Linked DNA regions of Homo sapiens: all the other regions are linked to region 3. The links are chromatin loops, found by intact Hi-C in ENCODE. Cell type or tissue: ascending aorta. All regions are shown on one strand.

Evidence for each region. Hi-C counts contacts between places; a loop is a spot of excess contacts. Peaks named below come from ENCODE experiments on the same cell type or tissue, not always from the same donor. Only the 100,000 strongest peaks of a DNase experiment are listed, where the experiment ranks them.
Region 1: a loop joins it to region 3, with 2.2 times the contacts of the local background. A loop is called at or near these places in 2 of 110 quality-filtered maps.
Region 2: a loop joins it to region 3, with 2.2 times the contacts of the local background. A loop is called at or near these places in 7 of 110 quality-filtered maps.

The regions. Positions count from the first base shown.
Region 1 is chr18:45,524,686-45,527,185 of GRCh38, forward strand. It overlaps a transcript of SLC14A2 not described here. Among named protein-coding and RNA genes, the nearest start is that of SLC14A2-AS1, 22 kb to the left of the region's middle. In ascending aorta, a CTCF peak has its summit at 1,534; no DNase peak of the experiment used is centred here; H3K27ac peaks cover 1,249 bases.
Region 2 is chr18:44,916,886-44,919,385 of GRCh38, forward strand. All of the region lies in intron 3 of SETBP1 (SET binding protein 1), which reads left to right. Among named protein-coding and RNA genes, the nearest start is that of MIR4319, 52 kb to the right of the region's middle. In ascending aorta, no CTCF peak of the experiment used is centred here; a DNase peak (open chromatin) is centred at 965; H3K27ac peaks cover 2,087 bases.
Region 3 is chr18:45,013,401-45,015,900 of GRCh38, forward strand. The region is part of intron 4 of SETBP1 (SET binding protein 1); the gene reads left to right. Among named protein-coding and RNA genes, the nearest start is that of MIR4319, 44 kb to the left of the region's middle. In ascending aorta, a CTCF peak has its summit at 1,032; a DNase peak (open chromatin) is centred at 951; H3K27ac peaks cover 1,947 bases.

The sequences.
Region 1 (2,500 bases), 510 kb after region 3:
AATCTTCATGGAAAGAACACAGGACCGTATACGAAAACACACAGGTGTAGACCTAACTGCTAAGCCCTTAAATGCCTCACCTGCCTTATCTGGCCTCAGCTGCTCCATATGAAAAATAAGATAGAGGCACCATGGCCCCACCAGCCCCTGCCCTTTTTCCTGCCCCATTTTCTCCTCACCCTAGCATTTGGAGTTGAAGGAAAGTTTTCTCCCAACTTTGGTGAGATTTCTGGTAGGACTAATTCAGGAGACTTAAAGCATCTCCTTATTATCAAGATGAAATGTTGAAGTCAAATTTGAAACTACAGGGATAATATAGAAAGCTTATGGGCAGCTTTTAATATCCACCTCCCTATTTAAATCTAGAACAATCTTATGCCTTCCAGATAAAAAGGATACCTCTTGGGGGTAATTCCCAAGATGTTTTTGAAATCTTTGCATATAGACACACACACACACACACACACACAAAACTCTCCTCCCTTCAGCTCCTTGTCCATCCTATAAAAATTTTCTCTCTGACCTACCTGGGGTATTTTCTTTAATGTGGCTGCTATTGGTAATGAATCAAATGCAGTATCTTGCAGTTAATCATAAAACTAAGCAAATGAAACAAGACTTCATGGGCCCATCCTTGGACTTCTGTCTCCCTGACTCCTCTTTTGGGAAAGGTTGAGTGGATTAGGCTTGAAGTGAATGACTGTAGTGCTGCTGGTGCATCCACCATGCATGTCTTGAAGAATGTCTCCTACCACTTCCAAGATCCCTAGAGATATGCAGCTTAGATATGCCTTGGCTCCATTTCCCTTTATTACTGGTTATTAACTCCTTTGACTTGTTCTGAACATGTGCCAAAGCCCTTGGCCCAGACACAGAAATGGCTTTTATTAAACACTAGTGATAAAAATATGCTTATATCACCCATGATGATTTCAAAATGCTCACAAACTTAACTATTTTCAATGCATTCCAATTAGCATTTGGTAGATCTGCCCAGGAGTTATCATCATCACATTTTAGATGATGCTTCCTAAGAGCAGGAGTGTATTTTCTGTTTGTGTCCATATGAACTGGGACCCATGAACATACAATGGGTCACAATGCAATAGCAACTCCCCATTTACAGTTGTACAAATTCAAATTTGCAGGAGATGTGCTGTTTTTAAAGTAGTTGGTGGTGGCCATTTTGTTTCTAGGTGTTTGCTGAGACATGATGGAATTCCAGGTGCATCTTCAGACTCTTTCATAGTGTAACAAATCTCAGCAAAATCAATTCAGTAGCTCAAAGGGTATTTGTAAGCAAAAAGGCAAGAAAATTTAAAAGTGCTAAATGGTAAATAAAAGCATCATTTTACTTGGTTAAATAAAGAAAGAAGGCAGTAAGGTATTGGAACGTTCCCCACATAAGGGATAGCTTCAGAGAAAATGAATTTACATTGTGGCTATAAGTATCTGGGTTATGCAGGGAAAGTCTTTAGTGCAGCGTATCTTAGCTTGCACAACCATTCTCTTCCCAACAGTGACCCCTCATGGTTTTTAGTCACTGGAATTCCCTGTCCAGCTGAAGGTAATAAAAAATCCTCTTAGCTGCTATGATCTGAGAGAACCTTGTGTGATACGGCCAGAAGTCACTGTCAGGATGCCTTGAGGCTGCAGCAAAATGTTCATTCCTAATTCTGGTGCCTGAGAGGCAGGCTTTTCTGAAGGCATTAACCAATAGGTTGGTGCTTTCAGACATCCTACCAATCAAAAACACCAGACTAAGTCTGCTTGGCACTATGGATATGGAAGAAAGAATCACAGGATATCTGAGTCAAGTAGCTTGTAATTTACTTGGAAAGATAAAGAAACTAACCAGAAAATCCAGTAAATGGAAAACAGTAGGGCCAAGCTATTGCTTCTGATAAGAAGTGATTTTGGAGTGAACTTGAGAGGTCAGTGAGGGATCATAGGGTGTATAATATTAGAGAACTGAGTCATATAGAGGGGGAAGATGGGTAGAATTCTGACTTAGCTGGAACAGAAAGTTCGTGGGGAAGAGGAAGGGGAAATACATTGTGGACAAGCAGAATGGAACAAGATTGTAAGGCCTGAGCCAGGCAAAGTAGGGTGGGTTCTTTTCTAATAGTCTGGATCAGGAAATTTATGGACAAGGAGGGAGTTGCTAAGAAATTCACCATGACCCCACAAAGAGCATGAATAGAGAAAACTTAATCATGGAAGGAGGAATCAGACAGGAAGAAGATTCTTGAAAATCAGAATAAGGGACATTGGATGGATAATAATGGAAGGCTATAAACAAAAAATGTCAGACCTACAAGGATCTTAGATGTAATCTACCAAAACCTTCATTTTTTAGACCAGAAAAGTAAGGCCCAGAGAGGGGCATGACTTGCCCAAAAGTCACATAGCTGGTCAATGACAGAGCTAAGATCTTCCAGTATCTGTTCCCAAGAATCTTCCAAGAAAAGGAAGTTTGGCTGTCTGTCCTGGAGAATTT
Region 2 (2,500 bases), 97 kb before region 3:
AAATGGTACCAGAAAGTGAAGGCCCCCACCTCCCTGAACCTGGTAACACAGATTTTGCCAAATAAGCCGCTTCCCTGGTTTCCCAGACCTCATCAGTGCATGGCTGCTGTCCAGCCTGCCAATTCATTGACTTCACCATGCCCTATTAATTGATTCTGGGGAACCCCATCAGGGAAAGAAATTAATAGGTGTAGCTGTTTGGAGATAGCCCTATTCTCCAGAGAACCTCCTGAATGTCCCTCTGAGTAGATATCAGGGAAAGGACACCCTTCTCAACCTTCTGTGTGGGATAGGAATAGCGTGCACCAGGATGCCTGTGAGACAGGTGAGCTGGAAGCCCTTACTTGCTGCATGTCAGTTTCCTTATTTGTAAAACGAAAAGGTGGTGAGTCTTACTTGGTGGTTTTTGAACAGTGCTTTCCAAGTGCTGTGTAGGGCCCACTCTAGGGTCACTGCCTGGGGAGAGGCAGTTTGGTGCAGGATATTTGGGAGTGTTTCCAGCTCTCTGATCCCAGAGTTACTCAGCTTTTACTTTCTTTATTTGTTTATGCTCCAGCTGTGATTTTATTTCAACCAAGGGTTACAAAGCTTTAAAATTTTTTTAACCCAGGACCAAGTTATATCTAAATGCCCGACTTTGTGGTTCTCTGATACAGTTACTGAGTGAGTTGTCTTTCTTTCATCTTCTTCCCTTGTCTATGTGCAAGGGGTTCAATGCTCTGATGCCTCCCCATCCACCCCCAGCAGGAGGGTTGGAGCTCTGCCTCCTCGAGTTGTTGATTTCTGAGTCCTCAGCATTTCCCTCACCCTCTCCAGCTTGTCCTCAAGCCTGCCAGTGTCTGTTTCATGCAGCAAAGGCTGTGAGGTGCCCTGGAGCTCTGTGTCCTTGGCTTCAGCACTCAAAGCCCGTGCATGGCAGGGCTCTGGGATACTGGGCTTCAAGGGGATGACTCTACTACTCACCATGACTTTTGGGACTCCCGGGAGCCAGGTTTGGAGAAGGAAATAGAAGGGGAAAGGAAGCCCTGAGCATGTCAGCCCCCACCACAGCGAGCTTGTGTCTCACCTAGAAAAGCCTCCTAGTGCTCATGTGCCCTTAAATGGACTTGTTCACCATGGCCCTCCCACAGCATGCCGCCCTCGGTTTGTATTTTGGAGGGCTTAGTAGATTAGATGTCTGAAAGCCAAAATCCTTCCCGGTGCTGCCGAGCCATTCATACTTTCTTCTCAATAAACAGTTGTCAGACAATTGGATTAAATGAACCCCCACATATAGTCTACTTCAAAATAATAATCCTCGGGACAGCCTGTTCCTCTGCATTATCTGTGTTTACTTTTGGATCTGGTCACAATGCTCTGGTTATACTTTCTGGCAACATGCACTTATGGGGCAAGGGTCACTGGGGTGGAGCCACCACCTCATCCTGAGGAAGAGGGGCCCAGGCTCAGCTGGAGTGACCTGGAGCGTAGGTTTCCCCAGGCCAGGCCTTCTCCATGAAAGGCTTCCTCGGCAGCGGCCTTCCAGGAGAGGATCCCAGTGAAAAGACCACTTGACTCTGAGTTAGAAAACATGGAATTTATCCTACCTGGCCACTAACAAGCCATTGGACTATCAAGAAATGGAAGAGATTTCCCTCATAATCATAGGTTTCTTGTCATTAGAGATGTTGAGGCAGAGATGGGTGGCCCTTGCTCTGAAATGCTGAGGACAGGAACCCAGCAGTAGGTAAAAAGTTGGATCAGATATCCTCAAAGGTCCTTTCCAACTGTGAATGTTTCCACTTCTAGCCTTCTCGTGCAGTTCTACCTAGTGCACAGAATTGCTAGAATGTTTACAAAAGAAGATGTACATAAAAACATTTGACTATATAATATGGCAAGAGAATGTGAGAATTTGTGTTCTAGTTATCAACTTTAAATCTGAGGTGATGATCTTATGTGCACTGCCACTGGGATGGACCCCACAAATGACAGTTCAACAGAACTGTAGGGGAAACTCCCCTTTCCCTGGAGCACTTTGCAGAGATATGTCAACTTCCAGCAGACTCTTCTCCTGGGGCTTAATATCTATAGCAGTCCCACTTTGGATTCTGCTGGAGATAAAGAAGTAGCAAAGCCAGCATAGCTCGGCCCAGTGCCCTTTTCACACTCATGTGGTTAAGGATGCCAGTTCCTGTACTAGACCTTGAGCTCCACGAAAGCATAGCCATGTCCATTCCATTCTCTGCCATGTGGTCATCATCTAGTCCACAGGGTCTGTCACATAGTTTGTGCTCAGTAAATATTTGTTGAACAAAAATATAATACATTAAGAGAATTAAGGAATTAACCATAGGGTTCTGACTCTGCAGGTAGAAACTATTTAGAGATGTGAGAGCTCATTTCACCTAGGTCTCCATTTGCATGTTACTCTATCAGAAAGGGTATCCTTAGCCAGCCTGTCTAAATCAAATCCCCCCATCTTTTTTTTTTTTTTTTGGAGACAGAGTCTCACTCTGTC
Region 3 (2,500 bases):
ACTGTTTCTGACTCTTTCTTTCTTTCTTTCTTTCTTTTTTTTTGTTTTTTGTTTTTTGAGACAGAGTCTTGCTCTGTCACCCAGGCTGGAGTGCAGTGGTGTGACCTGGGCTCATCGCAACTTCTGCCTCCCGGGTTCAAGCAATACTCCTGCCTCAGCCTCCCAAGTAGCTGGGACTACAGGTGCCTGCCACCATGCCCGACTAACTTTTGTATTTTTAGTAGAGATGGGGTTTCACCATATTGGCCAGACTGGTCTCGAACTCCTGACCTCATGATCCGCCTGCCTTGGCCTCCCAAAGTCCTGGGATTACAGGCATAAGCCACCACACCCAGCCCTGACTGTTTCTGAGCAGCAGCCACTGAGCGGCTGTGCCCTGTGTCAGTTCCCAGGCATCCCCAATCCTGACATGAAGTCTGAAGCTCTGACGGTTGTGGTTGACAGACAAAACTCACCCACCATGTTTCTTTCTGCTGTGTTTTTAAATTTACTTTCAGGAAAAGGCATGTGGTGTCCAAGACACTTGGGAATACACAGATGTGTTTAAACAACTTGGTTTCTTCTCAGGTTCTGCCTTAATTCAATAATCCATTCACTCTTTCATTCAATAAGCAAAGGATGTTCGGCAGAAAAAAAAAAATTCTGAATTCTGAGACAGTACAGCAAAATGAATCATTGAGCATTGGGACTCAAATTCTCCAAGGTGGGAGGGCTGTGGAAAGCCAGTGCCTGCTGTACAATCAGCAGCCAGAATGTAGGCTGAGGGAGGTAGTAAAACAGCCTGTGCCCATCCATTAAGAAACAGCTGAGCTTCATAGGGAAAGCTTGTCCATAGCAAGGAGGTGGAGATCAGAGGAATCGGTTTCAGCCCAGGCCATCTAGTTAGGACTGGTTTAGTTTGTGGGCCACAGACTTCCTCTAGCTCTGACCTGCCACCCTGCAGGAAAGAAGCAAAGGAGGAGGAATCTGTGCTGGTGACTCAGGGCACATTCCCCAGCAAGGGAGAAATAATTCAGATTACATCCTCCTGCTGTTGGATCAGGGCAGCGCATTTCAATTTAAGCCCATACAGCCAGAGACAGGTTCATGTAGAATGGAATAAATTAATAAATATGCTGTTGTTTAACTGGGAAAGTGCTCTGGCCTAGGGACGGCTTGCTGAATTTCCTCCTGGCACACACTCAGGAAACAAAAACATCGAGGGAACTCAATGTCTGATTCTTGACAGGGTCAAGAAACAAGGACCGTATGGCATTGTTTAGTGGTTAAGACTTTGTAGCCAGGTTGCATGCATTCAAAATCTGACCCTACCACCTACTAGTTGTGGTAATAAAGGGTGAATCACTTACCTTCTCTGTGCCTCAGTTTCCTCCTCCATAAAATGAGAATGAATATAATGCTCCAACAAATAGACTTGTTGTATTAAATGATATTTAAATAAATAATAATTAATAATTAAATAATACATGAAAAGGTCTTAGAGAGTGCCTTAGCATGATGTACCTGCAATTGAAGTCTTGGCTATACCTATTACCAGCACAGTGTGTGAGATAAAGAGTTTCAGGAACTGGAATGCATGCTTCAAACAGCCAGTGGGGTGCCTGCTCCGGACTCTCTGCCTCCACATCAGGGGATTCCTGATCAGTGGCGAGCATGCCAGGGCTTGGGGAGGATGTTCTTGGAGCTAGATCAACTTGCCCTAGATTTTTCGGGGTCCAAGGCACAGTGAGTAGAAAGGAATGACCCCAAACCTGGCCAGAGCAGAAGAGGGGGAGCCTCAACAATGAGATGGAGTAGGTATCAAGGTACTAGAATAAAATCAACTTCTCAAAAGTCGTATTTCCACTCTCTACTCTAGGGGTCTGGGCAAGATGGGTTGTTCCACCAGGTGAGGTGTGTCAGGCCATCTCACATTTTGGCCCCAATTCAGAAACCTGCCCCCTCTGCCAGATCTATGGATTGGCAACTGCTGCCTAGGTCTTGATCTACCTTTACCTCCATCACCATGAAATCTTCACCTAAGAACCTAACTACAGTGAATAGGTATAAGGTGCTTAGAAGCACACTTAACCTTTCGCAGGGCCTTAAAATACAACAGACATGCACCTGCCTTTCTCGGGTGACCCTCAGCATGCCTCCAAACATCCACTCATGCCCCAAGCCTGATAAAACTGGCAGAAGGTCAGAGGGTTTTTAGAGATGTCTAAACATCTCACAAACGTGTTTGTGAGAAGTAAGAGAAGAATATTGGATTACACTTTATGCCTGTGCATCTACCTTTATCAATGTTTCACACCAACAAGCACATGTGTGATAAAAGGCAATGAGGGAGGGAGTCAGTGGCAAAATTGTGTTATAGAAACTATCTTGGGGTGAACAGAGAAAAATAGATCATAAGTATGACATACATATGCCCATAAATCATTTCTTTTACAGAGAGAAGGATAAGAGATTTGACATTTAGTCATGGGGATATTCTGTTCTTGAGTTACATGCTCTT